Regions from separate parts of the Homo sapiens genome. Here region 1 is linked to region 2. A link is an interaction called in ENCODE POLR2A ChIA-PET data of the cell type or tissue named here. Cell type or tissue: HepG2. All regions are shown on one strand. Each heading gives the region's core, and the rest is flanking DNA. Links, peaks and the distances in the headings are about the cores only. Region 1 overlaps UBAP2 (ubiquitin associated protein 2). Region 2 overlaps UBAP2 (ubiquitin associated protein 2).

What was found. ChIA-PET counts read pairs that join two places held together with the same protein. Peaks named below come from ENCODE experiments on the same cell type or tissue, not always from the same donor. Only the 100,000 strongest peaks of a DNase experiment are listed, where the experiment ranks them.
Region 1: POLR2A ChIA-PET joins it to region 2 with 8 read pairs; 10 of 35 experiments call an interaction of 5 or more read pairs at or near these places.

What each region holds. Positions count from the first base shown.
Region 1 is chr9:33,939,242-33,942,153 of GRCh38, reverse strand. UBAP2 (ubiquitin associated protein 2) reads left to right here. Exons shown (of 29, transcript NM_001370062.2): 16 at 292-505. Among named protein-coding and RNA genes, the nearest start is that of SNORD121B, 6.3 kb to the right of the region's middle. In HepG2, for the core only: no CTCF peak of the experiment used is centred there; a DNase peak (open chromatin) is centred at 1,573.
Region 2 is chr9:34,043,281-34,046,192 of GRCh38, reverse strand. All of the region lies in intron 1 of UBAP2 (ubiquitin associated protein 2), which reads left to right. Among named protein-coding and RNA genes, the nearest start is that of UBAP2, 4.2 kb to the left of the region's middle. In HepG2, for the core only: no CTCF peak of the experiment used is centred there; no DNase peak of the experiment used is centred there.

The DNA.
Region 1 (2,912 bases), core at 168-2,667, 100 kb after region 2:
TTTTAGTAGAGACGGGGTTTCACCATGTTGGCAAGGATGGTCTCGATCTCCTGACCTCCGGATCCGCCCACCTCTGCCTCTCAAAGTGCTGGGATTACAGGCGTGAGCCACCGCACGCAGCCTAAGTATTCTTAAAGATGTCCCCCTATCTCTCAGTTAAATTAGGTGGGTCTCATTTGGGATAATAAATTGATGCAGTAGTTGCATCTCGTGAAGCTGTTTATGTTTTTTTTTTTTTATGAAGCTATTTAAAGTAACAAAATTATGTTGAATATTTTTGACTCTTTTCAGTGAGCCTTTGAATACATCTTTATCAATGACCAGTGCAGTACAGAACTCCACATATACAACTTCCGTCATTACCTCCTGCAGTCTGACAAGCTCATCACTGAATTCTGCTAGTCCAGTAGCAATGTCTTCCTCTTATGACCAGAGTTCTGTGCATAACAGGATCCCATACCAAAGCCCTGTGAGTTCATCAGAGTCAGCTCCAGGAACCATCATGGTAAGTGGTATTTTAGTTTTTTTCTCAGAAGATGTCCGTCTTATTTGGAAATTAATGTTTGGTTAAATTATGCTTCTTGGATATGATTTTATTTTACAAATTGACTAACCTTTTGAGTAGAATCCTTATAGTTCATTGAGTTTGTTTATAGTGGGCATCTCTAGCACCCATGCTCTTGAGTGTGTGGATAGATCTGCAGGTTCATACACTTTGTGGAGAAAACCAAGCATGCGTGTAGTATGAGCACTTTGGCTGTAGTACTGGGTACTTCTACATTGTCTGAAATATCTCTGAATATTTCATGTACTGCTTTCTCTCTGATTGCCCCATTTGCTTTGAATGTATTTGCTTCTTCATCACTGTTAGGTATTTTTGTGTTAAAATTATGTATTTTCTACCTAGTTTTTGTTAATAATACTGGACTATAGATAAAGGAACCAGATCTATTTTTGATATAGTTTTAAAGTTTTACCCTTCTAGATTCTTGCTAACTGCATATCTGATGGTCATTGCCAGTTGTATTGCTTTCTGTTAAGTTGAGATGTACCAATATCTCCTGAGAATCTTAGAAAGAAACTTAAAAAAGAACAAGTATACACATTTCATGTCACACTAGTAATACTTGAACATCATTCTGTCCCAGGAAATTAAAATAATATGGATGACACTACAGGCATACCTTGGAGATACTGCAGGTTGTTTTATACCACTGCAATAAAGAAAGTTGCGCTAATTTTTTGGTTTCCTAGTGCATATAAAAGTTACAATGTGGATATCTTAATTAAAGATACTTTATTGATAAGAAATGCTAAAAATTAATATGTGAGCATTCAGTGTGAGCAATTCTGTGGATTGTTTGTTTTTTGGGGGAGTACAGGTTCTTGCTTTGTCACCCAGGTTAGAGTCCAGTGGCGCGATCACAGCACACTGCAGCCTTGACCTCCCGGGCTCAGTGAGTCCTCCCACCCTAGCCTCCCAAAGAGCTGGGACTACAGACATGCATTGCCATGTCTGGCTGACTTTTGTATTTTGTTTAGAGACGGGGTATCACCATGTTGCCCAGTCTGATCTTGAACTGCTGGGTTCACGCAATCCACCTATCTTGGCCTTCTTCCAAAGTGCTGGGATTATAGGGTGAGCCACTACACTGGGCTCTTTGTTCCTTTTATCACTTGACATTATTTTGTAAATATGACATGATAGCTTAGGATTTCAGCTCAACAACTCTGTATGTCCAAGGTTTCTGAGTAAATTTTTAAGCCAACAATTTTTATTAACAGTGCTGGAACTTGATAATCCTATGAGTAAATCCAAGCCCTTGCCCCACAAGAACCCCTCCTAGGGTGTATACACCCTCACACACACATTTGCAGCATCTTACTTGGTGTAGGCAGCTGAGAAAAGTATAGATATGCTTCCAGTTTAGGAAGAAGCCTTTCTAGAGCCAAAGAAACGACACTGTGGTGGTTCCCATATTAAATCTGCCTGCATGCATCCGATGTCTTAACTGCATTTGAATTAAGGAATCTTGTCGTCGTGGCCTTCTTCCTCCTCCTCCTTTTTTTCTTCTTTTTCTTTTCTTCTTCTTTCCCCTCTCCCTCTCCCTCTCTTCCCTCTCCCTCCTCTCCCTCCCCCTCCTCTTTCCCCTCCTCCTCACCCTCCTCCCTCCTACCTTATTTTTTCTTCTTCTTCCTTCCTTCCCTCTTTCTTCTTCTTCCTTCTCCTCTTCTTCTCCTCCCCATCCTCCTCCTCCTCCCCTCCTCCTCCTCCTCCCCTCCTCCTCCTCCTCCCCCTCCCCCTCCTCCCCCTCCCCCTCCTCCCCCCCTTCCTCCTCCCCTTCCTCCTCCCCTTCCTCCTCCCCTTCCTCCTCCCCTTCCTCCTCCCCCTCCCCCTCCCCCCCTTCTCCCTCCCTCTCCTTCTCTTCTTCATTTTGATACAGGGTCTGGCTCTGTCACCCACTGAAGTGCAGTGGTGTGATCACAACTGCCTGCAACCTCAGCCTCCCGAGTAGTGGGGACTGCAGACACATGCCACCATACCTGGCTAATTTTTTTGTAGAGATGGGGTTTCATCATGTTACCCAGGCTAGTCTCAAGGAATCTTGTCTTATAAAGCACACAAATGGCTGAGAGCATTAAAAACACATAGGAATCTGGGCGCAGTGGCTCACTCCTGTAATCCCAGCACTTTTGGAGGCTGAGGCAGGCAGATCACCTGAGATCAGGAGTTCGAGACCAGCCTGGGCAACATGGTGAAACCCTGTCTCTACTAAAATACAAAAATTAGCCTGATGTGGTAGTGCGTGCCTGTAGTCCCAGCTACTACTTGGGAGGCTGAAGTGGGAGAATCGCTTGAACCTGGGAGGCGGAGGAGGTTGCAGTGAGTGGAGATCACACCGTTGCACTCC
Region 2 (2,912 bases), core at 194-2,693:
GCAGTCTGCAGGCATTTACAGATTGTAAAGTTCTCTGCCCTTAAGCACATCTGTCTTTATTTTTCCTTGTGAGAAACCTGTATGTCAGCAAATACCCGTTCATTCTTAGTTGTTATTTTGAGTAAATGGAGCTCTTAGTTGTTATTTTGAGTAAATGGAGCGTTCTTAAAAGCTAAGTGTTATGGTACCCATGGTGTTGACTGGTAAGTTAGTAGATCTCTGATAGATTTTAGAAGCAGCCGTTTTTTCCAAAGAGTGGAGATACAACCTGAAGGAAGGCAAAGAGAGGGAGGACATGTAGGGAATATCACCATGTAATCTTTGTGGTAGATTTTGAAGTAATTTTGCCCCAACTATCAAGTATTTAGGAATAGGATCCTTTTTTTACTAACTCAAAGAATCAAATTTATCAGATTAGTTTTTACAATTTTAATGTAAACCACTTATGCTGATATTTCCTGCTGAGTTTACTTGACATTTTTTAAGTTTCTCAAAGATGCTCCTTAAAAATTTTCTTTTGTGACTGGGCACTGTGGCTCATGTCTGTAATCCCAGCACTTTGGGAGGCGGAGGCGGGCGGGTCACGAGGTCGGGAGTTCGAGACTAACCTAACCAACATGGTGAAACCCCGTCTCTACTAAAAATACAAAAATGAGCCTGGTGTGGTGGCGCGTGCCTGTAGTCCCAGCTGCTCCAGAGGCTGAGGCGGTAGAATTGCTTGAACCTGGGAGGTGGAGGTTGCTGTGAGCCATGTGCCATTGGACTTCATCCAGCCTGGATGGAGCAAGACTCCGTCTCAAAAAAAAATTTTTTTTTTAATTTTTATTTTTTTCTACCCTTTTTTTTTTTTGAAGACAGTCTCACTGTTGCCCAAATTGGAGTGCAGTGGTGCAATCTCGGCTCACTTCAAGCTCCGCCTTCTGGGTTCATGCCATTTTCCTGCCTCAGCCTCCCGAGTACCTGGGACTACTGGCGCCTGCCGCCACGCCCGGCTAATTTTTTGTATTTTTATTAGAGACGGGGTTTCACAGTGTTAGCCAGATGGTCTTGATCTCCTAACCTCGTGATCCGCCCGCCTCGGCCTCCCAAAGTGCTGGGATTACAGGGGTGAGCCACGGCGCCCAGCCTTTTTTTACCCGTTTGTAAACAATGTTTGATAAGTTTCCATTTTTTGATAACTAATTTTCATGCTGGACATAGCATAATTGAATTGGAATCCAGTTAACTATTTGGATTTGAAGTATGAAATAGGGCTCACATTAAGGAGTAGAGTAGGTGTTTTATTTAAGACTAGGTAATACTCTTCATTTATTTATTTATTTATTTACAGATGGAGTCTCGCTCTGTCACCCAGGTTGGAGTGCAGTGGTACGATCTTCGCCCACTGCAACCTCTGCCCACCGGGTTCAAGTGATGCTCCTGCCTCAGCCTCCTGAGTAGCTGGGGTTACAGGCGCCTGCCAACACACTTGGCTAATTTTTGTAATTTTAGTAGAGATGGGATTTCACCATGTTGGCCATATTGGTCTTGGAACTCCTGACCTCAGGTGATCCACCTGCCTTGGCCTCCCAAAGTGCTGGGATTACTTGCGTGAGCCACCACACCTGGCTTCTTCTTTTATTTTTATTTTCTTGAGACAGTCTTTCTCTGTCGCCCAGGCTGGAGTGCTGTGGTGCCTTGGCTCACTGTAACCTCTGCCTCCCTGGCTTAAGTGATTCTTGTGCCTCAACTTCCCAAGCAGCTGGGACTACAGGCATGCATCACCACGCCCAGCTAATTTTTTTTTTTTTTCGAGACAGAGTCTTGCTCTCTTGCCCAGGCTGGAGTGCAGTGGCGCTATCTCGGCTCACTGCAAACTCCGCCTCCCAGGTTCACGCCATTCTCCTGCCTCAGCCTCCCGAGTAGCTGGGACTACAGGCGTGTGCTGTCAAGCCTGGCTAATTTTTTGTATTTTTAGTAGAGACAAGGTTTCACCGTGTTAGCCAGGATGGTCTTGATCTCCTGACCTCGTGTGTGATCTGCCCGCCTCGGCCTCCCAAAGTGCTGGGATTACAGGCGTGAGTCACCGCGCCCGGCTAATTTTTTTTTTTTTTTTTTTTTTTGAGGTGGAGTTTCATTCTGTCACCCAGGCCAGAGTGCAGTGGTGTGATCTCTGTTCACTGCAATCTCCGCCTACTGGGTTCAAGCGATTAGCCTGCCACCGTGCTCTGATAATTTTCGTATTTTTTGTAGAGACAGGATTTTGTCATTTTGGCCATGCTGGTTTTGAACTCCTGACCTCAGGTGATCCACCTGCTTCGGCCTCCCAAAGTGCTGAGATTACAGTTGTGGACCACTGTGCCTGGCCTTTTTTTTCCCCCTGAAACATGGAGTATATGTTTAAAAAAAAAAAAAGTTGGAGCCTGGCTCCATGGCTCCTGCGTGTAATTCCAACGCTTTGGGAGGCTGAGGTGGAAGGATTTCTTGAGCAGGAGTTCGAGACCAGCGTGGGCAATATAGTGAGACCCTGTCTCTATAAAAAAAATGTAAAAATTAACTGGGCATGATTGCATGTACCCAGAGTCCCATCTACTTGTGAGGCTGAGGTGGGAGGATTGCTTGAGGCCACAGTGAGCTATGATTGTGCCATTGCACTCCAGCTTGGGTGACAGAGTGAGACCCTATCTCCATAAATAATAGGATCATACTTTGCATACTTGCTGATTTTTATTGAAAAATACAGCATAGTTTGGGTGTGGTGGCTCATGCCTGTAATCCCAGCACTTTGGGAGGCCGAGGCAGGTGAATCACTTGAGCCCAGGAGTTGGAGAGCAGCTTAGACAACGTGGCAAAACCCTGTCTTTACTAAAAATACAAAAATTAGCTGGGCATGGTGTGCTTGTAGTCCCAGCTACTCAGGAGGCTGAGGTTGG